Regions from separate parts of the Homo sapiens genome. Here regions 2 and 3 are each linked to region 1. Evidence: chromatin contacts called from ENCODE Hi-C or POLR2A ChIA-PET data. All regions are on one chromosome and are shown on one strand. The core of a region is the stretch at or near the end of the contact, and the rest is flanking DNA. Distances in the headings are between cores, read along the strand shown.

Region 1 (3,988 bases), core at 996-3,495:
GCCTCTCACCTCTAGGAGGGGGATAATGAGAGGCAATCAGCACATCCGAAATCACGCAGCTGGTGTTAGCTGGACTAGAACTCCAAGTCAAACCTGAGAAGCCCTGCAACCTGCTGTGGTGACCACGACCCCTTACGCAGCATTGGCCAACACAGGGCCCCCGACCTCAACTTTGGCCTCAACACTGTCTCTACACAGAGTGGTGTTCAAGATGAGCAGAGCCCTGCTACCTCCTGTTTCTCAGTGAAACCACACTAAGGGCCCAACTCATTGCTGCAGCAAGACCAGTTTTTCCCCAAGACTCACTGTACTAGGGTGAAAAGCAGAGACTCCCCTTGGACTTACCTTGGCCAACTTTTTCCTTCTGCATGTATGTGAGGTGCTTCTTGAAAACAAGCCAATGACATTCATTCTCCTCACTTCATCACAAGAGGGTGGCACAGCCTAGGAGTTCCAAGTTCTGGGGAGACCCTATAGCTATGGTAGGGAAATGAGTATAGGGACTCTGAGCTGTAGAGGGACCTATGTGCTCAGAATTCTCACTCCTGATGCAGTGTTATTATCCACTGTGCCAATGTCCCATGCTTTGTCCAGTGGCAGCCCCTTCCCAGGAGCAAAGGGAGGAGGCCACTGCAATGATACCAGTGCTCAGACAGAAACTTACACATATTCCAGGTTGGTTATTCTCTGGATGATGAGATAAAAGAAGAGGAATCAGAACTTCTGCACCAAAAGAGGCTCTGGCCAGACTTTAGGGCCAAAATTTTAAAATCTTTTTCTCACTTGCCTCGCCATGTGACCCTGCAAGTCACTTCAGCTCTACAAGCCTCAGTTTCCTAAATCTTAAAAGAGATTCCTAGTGACTACTTTATAGAATTGTTCTTTCGATTTAACTATTTAGATGGAGTGGTTACAACACCTCTCATATCCGTTTAGCTTGTTACCCACCATTGTTAATAGCTCTTGCCACACCCAATGGTATGCGCTTCCCCTAACCCAAGTGAAATTAATGATTGCTGGCCAGAGCTCTGCTATTTCCAATCCAACTGACATTACAAATGCCTCTGGCAGAACATCCTTCTTCCTCTTTCCTGTTGCTAAATCCAGATTATTCCCTTTATGGACCAACATCCATGCCCCCTCTTCCAGGAAGCCTTTTCTGAATACCCCAGCCTGGGCTAAGGGAGGCTACTCTGGAATCCCTTAACAACTCCGTTGCAGCACTTTTTACATTGTGTCCCATCTAGTAGCTAACTTATCTGCTCTTACTTGACTACGACCATTTTACAGACAGGGATTACAGTGTATTAAGTGCTGCATCTTGAGCATCCAGCGCCATGCATGAATGTAGTAGGCACTCTACAAATACTTAGCGAGTTAGTGAATTAATAAACGAATGAGTGAGATGCTAAGATGATGCATTCTTGGAGTGAGAGGAAAAGGGGCCAGCTGAGCAAACTCTCTGAGCTCCAAATCTTGGGCAATTCATTTGGCTACTGCATCTAGATGAGCTTATCTGTAAAGGAGAAAATGATGCTGACCTAATTTGTATTGCCACAGTCCTTTAGAACAACTAGTAATTGATCTGAAAGATTGAAGTCCCTTGCACTGTCCTTTCAGCCCTGTAGTCGGGCAGGTCCCTGTAGGGTGGGACTGGGTGCCACTATCACTACTCTCGGTTGCGGCACAGATGACATCAGCCTCCACTAGTAGAAAGCCAGCACCTTCTGCTCTATCCATACCCCCTCATCATTTTTATCTGTATCTTTAAGTCAACCTTTGGGGAGCTGATTGCAAAGTTGGAAGTAGGTTTCAGGGTCACTAGATATTCATGGCAATGGATACTCATAAAGCAAAAAGAAAGAAATAGTTAGAGACCCTTTTAATCTGCCTCTCACTGACATTTCTTTGCTGAAAAGTTCTGCAGGTATAGGCTAGGGCACTAGAATTTAGGTCAATGACATTCATGCTGCCTCTTAGAAAAAAATCTTTCTGCAGCAAGTGCACGATTTCCTGTTATGACTGCAGATCCCGCCGGCAGCACCAGTGTAGTGACTGTAGAGGCGTCCATCCTGTTTGTTTATAATTCTTAACAATGGGCTTTTGGGGAAGGAGGGCCCGAAGCAGCAAGCTCTGATGAGCTGCACAGAGGATGTGATGCCACCTGAATAATGCATGCCCACTTTGTGTGTGTACCCGACATGGGCCCGAATGCAGGGGAAAGCCAAAGGCTTTGAAGCACCTGCTCTGAGCAGCTCCGATGACAGCCCAAGAGTCCAGATAAGATCTGAGCTCTCCTTCCTCCCCACCACCCCACCCCCTATGCCGCTCCCATTTCCCTTTTGGCATTTAAAATAAGCTCTGAGACTAAGCCACCCCCGAGAGATCCTGTCAGAGATGCCGCTTTTGTGTTGCTCATATTCCTTCCTGGCCCCACCCTAGTGTAGGACCTTCTCATAACTTGTGCAGGGATAGCAGTGGCAGCCTTCCACATGACTGTCTGATCAGTCCCCATCTGGCCCCCTCCAAGCCACTCTCCACAAGGAGGCAGCCAGAAGGATCTTTCTAACAATAAAATGGTCACTTGGGCGGATGCAGCCCCAAAGGCACACGGCTTAGATTTCAGATCATACTCATTCCCCACATGAGAGTGCTACTCTCCTGCCGAATACCCTTCAGGTATTGCCTTCATCATTTGCAAATCATGTTCAAGATTTCTGGCATGGCACAGAAAGCCTTCCGCGATCTGACTCCTACTCCCCCCTCTCATCCTCTTCTCATCCCCTGTCTTTTCAGGTCCACAGTGCTCCAGTTGGCCGAGGCTCTGGTTCCCAAAACAAGATGTCCCTCCTGTCTCACTTGGATCCTCACACCTGTGTATCCTGGCATTTCTTGTCCTTTCTATCTGTCATTCCTAGTAGGAACCTCAACCACATCATAAAACAGTGGTCAACATTCAGTGTCGATCAGTCTATTCAAGGTACATTATATGCATTCCTTGATTTAACCCTCAAAGCAACACTGTGGGGTATGCATAGTTCTTATCTCCATCATGTGGAAGAAGTCACTGAGGCTCAAGGTAATAAAATGACTCCTCCAAGGTCAAACAGCTACAAAGTTGGCAGAGGGCTCAAACTCAAGGTCACTATTAACCACAGTATCACATGGAGACTTACATGACATGGCGTACCATCTATTGCTTACCTATTCTTAGACTGGCCGAACTCCAATTACTCTGAAATGCCATTTTTAAGGTACTAATGTATTCAAAGTCCACCCTCCCTACTTTAAAAGCTGCACTTTCTGCTCCCTTGCCAAAGCTGGAATTTCATCCTCACCATGGATGAAATTCACCTCAACAAAACTTGGACCTCTTTTAAACCTTCATTTCTCCATGAAGTCTTTCAAAATGCCTAAGATCCAAGTGATCTCTCTTACCCACATTGACAGCATATTCATCAACGTTGGAATAATTCCCATCATCAGCTACACATATGTCTGCTTTTTAACTATATTATAAATATACATAAAATTCTTTTTTATAAATGATTGAATTCATACACAAATTCTTCTAAAATATATATAAGGCACAAAAATTAAAAATACAAGAAAACACCTGTGTAACCCAATTTAAGAATTAGAACCTTATGCTCCTCCCTCCCCCATCCTGGCTCCTTCCCTCGTCGTGTTTCCCACACTCTCATTTTCTTTATAGCTTCTCCATTTGTTTGTATTCCTGAAAATTATTGTTTGCAGTGTTGCATGTTTCTAAACCTTATATAAATGGAATCATGCTGAACGAATTCTCTTGACAATGTGCGCTATTTTGCAGTTGTTGTTGCCTGTTTGTTTTGGATTTGGGGCTCCATATTATGTTTCTGAGATTTGCCTGTGTTGTTATATGTACCTGTGCTTCATTTATTTTCATAGCTGAACAATATTCTTTTGTGTGACTATGTCAGAATGTACCTAAATATTCTATTACTCG
Region 2 (3,988 bases), core at 396-2,895, 570 kb before region 1:
ATCCAATCAGGGAAATGGTCCCACACCATGGACATCAACCTGACATGTGTCTGGATTGATTTGAGAGTTGTAGAAAGGAGATGATTCATTGACGGCTTCTGCTTCCCACTCATGTGATATCAATGTATGTAATTCTTCTTTCAAAATCACGTTTCACTCTTTTTAGAAAATGAATGAGGTGGGAGGTTAAAATAATAACCCTCTTTTTTTCTTGGTGGAAAATAGTCTTTGTCAATGAAATGCTGTTGCTGATGGTTCACAAATCCATTCAACCCAAATTAAAGGCGTGTTTCAAATACTAGGAGAAAAATGGTATTTTTCTCTGGCATCCTTTTGCTTGAATTTTTCAATCTCATTTTACACTTGTACGCTAGTACCATGCAACAAGGTGAAGGGGAAGGATTTGAATTTAGATCTCACTGCTCACAGGCTGTGGGCCTTGGATGAAATGCTTGACATCTCTGAGCCCCAGTTTCCTTAGTTGTGAGTGGTCAATTGTTTTGGGGTTCAGATTTCAACCTATCCTCATGCTGTTTCTCGCCTCCTCCTAGAAGCCAGAGTTTTCAGGATTATCACTTGTGGTAGCTGTTCCTGACTTTGGAGGCTGGGACAGTTGCTCTGTCCCTATGCCACTCCATTTGAATAAGATCCTAATAGCTGGCTGCTGCTTACAGCTTCATTCTAAGTCCCCCAGCTCTAGTAAAGCCTTGTGGAAGGCAGTTTGTTCTTTGTAGGTTTTCGTTAGAATCTCACCTTAGTAACTAACTTGAAATTTCTGTGATTTGTGTCCAACAATTTCTATTTTCTGATCCACATTTGGCTAATGACCTCTCTCTAGAAGAAAGATTGCAAAGATCAAATGGGAAAATATTAAGCTTCTCTGGCCCTTTATTCTATCATCTTGCGTACTCTTGGCTAATCTTTAAATACACCCAGCAGGTTTCTGCCGCAGGGTCTTTGCACTTTCTCTTTTCCTCTGTCTGGGAAGCTCTTTCCTGGTTAGCAACACACTTTGTCACTTCGCTCAGGACACCTCAAAGCTCCCTTGTCAGTGATCATTCTCCCCTGCCCCCAGCATTTTCTATCCCATCATCTGCCTTTATTTTTCTTCAGAGCACTTATCACCTCCTGAAATGCCGGGTCTCATTTACGTCTCTATATAATGCCTTTCCCCAGCCCACCATTAGAGCAAAGACTTCCTCTCTTGTTCACTATTGCATCCACAGTGTCTGGCAGGTGATAGGTGCTCCATAAATATCTGTTGAATAAATATTTCTGTTTGAAATATAATAGAACTGTCACCCAGAAAATGCCAGCTATCCTGTGCTCTATGAATCACCTTCTCTTTGGAGAGAACCATGGGCTCAGTGGAAGAGTAGGGACCATCAGCCGCCACATGACTTAAGCTTTATGCTCTGAGGGTAGAATGCCCTGGAGTATGCATGTGAGAAGAGACAGCCACAGAGACAGGGAGAAAGGCCTAGAGAGAGACCGACAGGGACCAAACCGCAAGGTCGTAGACAGAGACATGTAGAAGGAAGCAGGTTAGAGAGAGGCCCAATGCAGGAGAGAAACAGAGAGATCAGAGCAGAAACCAAAAAAAAAAAAAAAAAAAAAAAGGAAGAAACAGAGAGGAGAAAGACTAGCCACATCAGAGTGGAAACAGGGAGGCTGAGCATGCAGGTACCAGGCCCCAGTCCTTCCACCCACTGTCCGCACTTCATCCTTCCAGAGTCTGCCTCTCACCTGCGCACAGAGAGATACTTCTTGCATCAGCCCCTGGCCCTTTGGAAGCCAAGCTTCATCCTATTTACTCAGCTCTTATGGTCAGAGCTGAGCTCTTTTGTGAGTGGCAACATCCCTGAGGGCTCTCCAGAGGCCTGGAAATCCTCTGTAGCACCAGGGCAGGGACAGCTAATTAATACTGAGAAGGTCTTGGTGGCTCCTGCTAATTGCCCTGACCTAGGCAGGTCTTCATGGGCTGTTACCTCCTCCCCAGCCCCAAGCTCCCAGGGGCCATGTCCTACTCCAAGCACAGGACAGCAAATTTGGAAGAGGTGAAAATTTTACTACATCTTTGTGCTTGACTCTGAAATTCATTACAAAGAACATCTGCAAATATGGACAACCTTAGAGTGTCCCAATGGCCAATACATGAATAACCTTTAAGTATATAATCTCACAGAAACCTTGCAAGGAAGCTGGTGCTGTTTTCCTCTTTGTAACTGGGCAACCTGAGGCTCTAATGAGTTCCAGTTTGGCCGAGGATGCCACAGACTTTAGTTTCATAAACGAGAATTAGGGTTGAGGTTGATCGATCTCTCTGACCCCTATAATTGCCACTATCCAAGGGTGTCTACAGGATACACCTTCAAAGTGGGACTACAGATTTGGTTTGCAGGCCCACGATCTGTTTTCAGAAACCTTTGAAACCACATGTAATTTAGAAATCAGAATTTGGTACATTTAAAATAATATGTCTCATAATTACATATCGTAGAGCATCTTGCAGAGGAGTCTAGGACAGCACTTAGGGATAGAACACAACATTTTTGCAGTGAAATAAATGACTGTTTACATTACATGAGAAAAATAAAGACTATAAATAGCCTTATATTAGTTCTATCAGTTCAGGTCAGGTTTTACCACCAGATTAATGATAAAAACTACTTTTGGTTTTGCAAAACTTCTTTGGAATCATGACTATAAGATTATAGGCTGGAACAGAATAAGTCTCAAGAGAAGGTCTTTCTTCTTTTCCATAGGTGGACCACACATATGGCAACCAAGAACCACACACAGTTTCACTTTATCAATTAGGTGTTGTTCACAAGTAGGGCATGCATGGAAAGCAGAGAACATTCTTCAACCAAGTTGTTGAGGGCAGACTGCTGTCAGCCTGGCCAGGTTTAATTTGGGGTGATGCCCTCATGGGTGTGTCACCCAACCTCAATGTGCATAGCAGTCATCCTAAACTCTTCTTAGGGAGGCCCCTTGGCCGGAATAAAAGATCAGCCCAGGGACCGATGCACAGTAAGTGTTCCCTAATGTTGCCTAAGATTGCTATTACCCAGAAGAGGCTTCATGGCACTCACATTAAACCTACATTAAGTAAGCAGACGCATAGACCGTGGGCATTCAACAATTGGTAACTTATTTCTCCAAGCCTTTCTCTAATCAGGGTCTTTGCAATGCAGTGCATTTAATGTGAAGCAGTGTTCAGATGTGCATTTCCCACCCTCCAGCCAGTGCACAGCTCTCCACTATTAAAGCTCATGCACCACCCTCTTTAGAAACACAGAGGGTAGAGTCAGGTAGAAATCACAGGAGACAGGGCTTTTTCTAGGACTTTAGTTAGGTACGTCTTCTCCAAAATTCTGGAAGAATCTTTCACACCACTCAAGACAGCTCATGAGAAAAAAAAGCATCTCTTTATATTTAGACCGGCGATCTCACCGCAGGTGCCCCACTTGTGTGGGAGACAGGCTATTTTTTTTTCTAGGCCCCAAGAAAACTTCTCCCTCCTCCCATCTGATAGGGTTGCTGCTACTTCCTTTACAGTGCAAAGATCAGAGGGGCAGCTCCCATCCCCCACCAGTGTGGCGAAGGAAGAGGGCAAAAAACAGGCCAGGTTTTCACAAAGGAAGACCAGAAGCTGCAATGATGTAACGAAGTACAGTGCATGCCAGTTCATGGGCAGGCAGGAAGGAAGGCAATCGCAGGCTTTGAGGCAGGGCACCTGCCTTCTACTTGTCTGATTTTAGCAGCTGGAAGACAAAAAATAACTTGGGCTTCCTGCAGCGTGAGCTCCTCAGTAATCCCCTCTGAGATGGGGTGGGTATGGAGTCTCCTCATATGGAATCACAGCTCAGAAAGGATTTGCTGCCTCAGTTTTCTCATCTGTAAAGTGCGTGGCTGATGACCACTTCACAGGACTGTGAGGAGGTAATAATCTTAAGTATAAGAAAGAATCTAACATATAGCTAGG
Region 3 (3,988 bases), core at 962-3,461, 530 kb before region 1:
GTTTGATTTGGAAAGAGTGTTCTGAATGTTCCAAACCTTTTACCCTGAAGATAATAATGCCTCAGCCTTCAGGAGTGGGACCCAGTATAAGCTGGTGTCACTATTCATGAAATAATTGAGTTTACACAAAAAGTGATTTCAGTAATAGCTGCCTTTTTATAAGTATGTACATTTTATTTAAAATTACTGACTCAAAAGGCAAGGTAGAAAAAAAAATCACCTCCAACAACTTCCTGTAATTGCGAATTATTGTGAGGGAAACAGAAGGAAAAGATTTCGAAATTATGAGCCATTATGCTCGAGAGAGAGGAGAGAGAGAGAGAGAGAGAGAGAGGGAGAGAGAGGGAGAGAGAGAGAGGCAGTGGGGAAAAAAAAAAGACAGCCTGGCTTCATGAAACACAGCTGACAAGCTCGACTAAATTACCCCCGGACCATTACAAAAATCACTTAATTGCCAAGCATTTTGTTAGGTCAATTGACTCTAATTGAAAAAATAACAAAAAGCTTATTATGCTGCAAATGCGGCCGTGGAAAATGAGTCTTCTGTTAGAAGGAAACAATAATTCTAAATTTCAGCTGCTGCTAACACTACAAAGTTCAGTGTTTCCTTCGGATAGAATCCGCAGTGGAGGAGAAAGTGAATATGCATCAATTGATTTTTTTTCCTTTTAGCGCTTCCCCCCAACACTTCTTGCTCTTCCTGATCTTCTCCTTCCCTGCCTCATCCTACCCCCACCCTCATCCTACCCCCACCCTCATCCCCGCCTTGTCCCCACATGATTAGCAGGGGCCCCCTCCACCCCCTTCCATCAGCAAATATACACCTCACTCCCATCTCCCTCCTTATCTTCCTGCAAGAAAGGGTTGGGAGACAAAGAGGGGGCCAGCAGTGTGGGGCCCTGGGTTAGGAGAGATGTCCAGTATCTGCCCTCCCCAGCCCCAGCAGGATGCTGCAGCCTCGGTAAAATGCCTCCCCCACCATTTTCTTTCCATGAGCTGCTCTTTCTCTCTCCCCTCCTGGCTGTCGCCTTATCTCCTCCTCTCCCCTTTTAAATGCAGATAATAGAATAAGGCAAACAGCTTATGTCCGCAAAATTCCTCTGAAATTGCCCCCTAACATGCATACCCAGAGCTGGCCTTGATTGACATCAAGTGCAGTAATTAAAAACCCTGCCAGCTGACATAGGTGAAGGTTTATTTATAATTACACATTTTTAGGATGGCTCGTCCAGGGTCGGTGCATTTAAAAAGATAAGTCGGCCACAGCTCTGTTACTCCCCCAATTATAGATTTGAATGGTGGGAGTTTATAATGGGGGCGGGGAATTCTGCTTTGCAAAAAAAGGAATTATTTGTTCATAAAACCAGGAGGCCAGGGTACGAAAGTCTGATGGCAGAGCCTTTGTCTAGAAAGCTGTGGGAGAGAGAGTGTGTGTCTGTGTGTGTACCTGTGTATGCCTGTGTGTGCATGGGTGTGTGCACCTGCATGTGTACCTGGGAGTGTGTGTGTCTATCTATGGGTGTGTGTGGGCCTGTATGTGTACATGTGTGGGTCTGTGTGTATGGATGCATGCACCTGTGTGTATACATGTGTGTGCCTGCATGCACATGTGGGTGTATGGAAGGGGAGTCATGCGGTGAAGCAGAAAACACCTCCCTCTCCCTGTGCTTAAACACAGAGCTATACTCACAAATCATTTCCCTGCTTGCTTTATCTAAAATGTTAAAAATCTTGCCCAGCTTCAAATCCAAGACTATCAGATCTGACATTCCTAAGAACCCACTGTGAAAGAGGATTCCTCCGTGGGAGCCCAGGGAGCTGGGACAGGAGCTTCTGGGAGGACTGTGTGGGCATAGAGTTCCTAGGAGGCGGAAGCTGCCTGCACACAGCAGGGTGTTTGACACCCATGGGGCAGTGCCCAAAAGCAGCAGCCAGCAGGTCCCCTCTCCCCAACATCCGCTTCTCATTGTTGCCTTTTTTTAGAGCTTGGTATCACTTACCCAGAGGGGCAGAGCCGGCCATATCAGACTGTGCATCTCACGTGTGTGGTTTCTTGGGCCCCACAGCTGGAGACAATGGCAGGAGCGGCCTTGGAGAGCCCCGATTGTCACCTGGCGTCTTGGCAGGCAGCTGAACCCAGAAGTAAACTGAGCCAGGCAGGGAGCTACAGGTGTTAAAGGTACCAGAAAGCAAGGCTCGAAAATCAGATATGAGAGAAAAGGGGAGCAACAGGAAGCCTTTGTATAGGGGGTGCCACTGCATTTCAGACATGCCTGGCCAGGGGGCACAGGGCACAGGGCTTGTCCAAGAAGACAGGATGCAAAACCCACTGCTGACCAGGGAGCCAAGAGCTGTGAAAGGGTCTAGGTGGGTCACCCAGAACAGTCCCTCTGCCCCAGAACGCTGCACAGAGAGATTGCCTGGAAGGAAGCAGGTCCTTCCGATTAAGTGGCAGAACCCTACTGAGAGAAATAAAAGTGAGGAATGGTGAATTCGGCACCACTTGCCAGACCAATGGGCTTCATCAATTAATCACAGCCAAATAATCACCACCTACATTAAAGAATAATACATGAAAAGGACAGGAGCCTCACTGTAACTTATTCAGAAAGGGCTGCCTCCCTAATCCCTCTGAGTCCTGACATGTTAACAGGGTAGCGACTAATTAGATGTCAAAAATTCATAAGCGCTCTTTAATATTGCATATATCTGCAGCCGACATTTCAATATGAGAGTTGTATACACAGAAGTCACTATAGCATTAAAACACAGTGGGGTGGAAGAAATAAAAGGGAACCAATAAAAACAATGTCCCTTAAAAACCCCAGAGAGTGCCAGCTTTGGAAGTGTGTACTTTCTTATTCAGAAAAGGTATCACCTTAATAAGAATTATAGGCAAAGGGGTTTCGCTGCTCTGTGCTGCATGGACAGAAAGGGGGTGAGGAGACGAGCTTATCAAAAGCACTGCCAGGTAAATAGTAATTTATTGTGCATGCACAATGAACATTACCCAGTGTCCTGACACTGGGTGATAATGAAAGGCATGTTATTGTGGAATCCACTGAGGGAATTTCCACTCCCCCCGCTCCCTTCTCCCCTTCTCCTCTTGTCTCTCTTGAGCAAAGAAGCCGTGATGGGTCCTGGCAGCTTCTGCCTGTTTCAAGCCATTTCACATAATATAGAAAGCACCTGAAGTTTAGTGGATTAAGTAAGTGAGTTAGTTTGCCAGCTTGGTGATATATATGTTGCTTGCATGTGAACTTATATTTCAAATGCTGGGGACTATATTTTTATGAAACAAGCCTTTTCCTGTCGGAAGAATTATAGGAATGTGATATAATACAAGGCAGTGAGATTAAAAACAATGCATCATAGCAGAGAGAAAATGCACTGTTTTATGACTTGCATCCGTTAATTGAACCTCTCAGGAATCAAGAGAAGGGCTCTGCAGGAACCTGCTGGAAAATCACTCTCTTTTTTTACTTCCATGTTCTGTTTTTTTGTTGTTGTAGTTGTTATTTTTATTTTTTATCATACATATAGATACATATATACATGCATATATATATACACACACATATTTATGGACACACACAGCCATGAATGACGTATGTTGCTTTCTGTACAATACTGTACTTTTATTTTCTTTTAATGCTGCTCACATTTGACTTAGAGTGAGGAAGTTGTGTTGAAGAGCATTAAAGAAGCTATCTGAATTCAAATCATTAGGTGGACAATTGTTAGTAGCTGTGCACAAATCCCATTAGCCTTCTGGGCCTCAGTTTTCTCTTCTGCAAGACAGGTGTGGTGATGTTGTCCTTCCAGGTTGGTTAAAGCAAAGTACAGTAAAGACAACAGGAAAGCCAAGACTCCTGTGAGATTCCAAGTGCTATATAGACTTTCTGTCCTGATTATCTTGAGTTGAGACCATGGTTGGGCTGCTTTTTGCCACATATACTGTGATATTGACACAGATTTATATTTTATT

The links. A loop is a pair of places that touch in the nucleus more often than their neighbours do. ChIA-PET counts read pairs that join two places held with the same protein, here RNA polymerase II (POLR2A). Pooled maps may share reads with other maps.
Region 2: a pooled map shows a loop between it and region 1 (2.5-fold over the local background). The contact joins two enhancer-like sites. A Hi-C loop is called at or near these places in 2 of 168 maps with a recorded cell type or tissue (CD4-positive, alpha-beta memory T cell and naive thymus-derived CD4-positive, alpha-beta T cell) and 4 of 50 pooled maps. POLR2A ChIA-PET finds 5 or more read pairs at or near these places in 2 of 52 experiments (CD4-positive, alpha-beta T cell and CD8-positive, alpha-beta memory T cell).
Region 3: a map of naive thymus-derived CD4-positive, alpha-beta T cell shows a loop between it and region 1 (6-fold over the local background). The contact joins the promoter of LINC02295 here to the enhancer-like site in region 1. A Hi-C loop is called at or near these places in 2 of 168 maps with a recorded cell type or tissue (CD8-positive, alpha-beta T cell and naive thymus-derived CD4-positive, alpha-beta T cell) and 6 of 50 pooled maps. POLR2A ChIA-PET finds 5 or more read pairs at or near these places in 4 of 52 experiments (CD4-positive, alpha-beta T cell, CD4-positive, alpha-beta memory T cell, activated T-cell and 1 more).

What each region holds. Positions count from the first base shown.
Region 1 is chr14:97,601,093-97,605,080 of GRCh38, reverse strand. No RefSeq gene overlaps it. Among named protein-coding and RNA genes, the nearest start is that of LINC02291, 84 kb to the left of the region's middle. Within about 2 kb of position 2,245, at least 6 of the 41 ENCODE cell types and tissues checked have a DNase peak (open chromatin) inside an H3K27ac peak, as active enhancers do; they include CD4-positive, alpha-beta T cell and CD8-positive, alpha-beta T cell, where a contact is called at or near this core.
Region 2 is chr14:98,173,153-98,177,140 of GRCh38, reverse strand. No RefSeq gene overlaps it. Among named protein-coding and RNA genes, the nearest start is that of LINC02295, 39 kb to the right of the region's middle. Within about 2 kb of position 1,645, at least 2 of the 41 ENCODE cell types and tissues checked have a DNase peak (open chromatin) inside an H3K27ac peak, as active enhancers do; they include CD4-positive, alpha-beta T cell, where a contact is called at or near this core.
Region 3 is chr14:98,134,210-98,138,197 of GRCh38, reverse strand. LINC02295 (long intergenic non-protein coding RNA 2295) reads right to left here and starts at 2,211. Exons shown (of 3, transcript NR_184268.1): 1 at 2,001-2,211. All of the region lies in intron 1 of LOC105370655 (a long non-coding RNA gene), which reads left to right.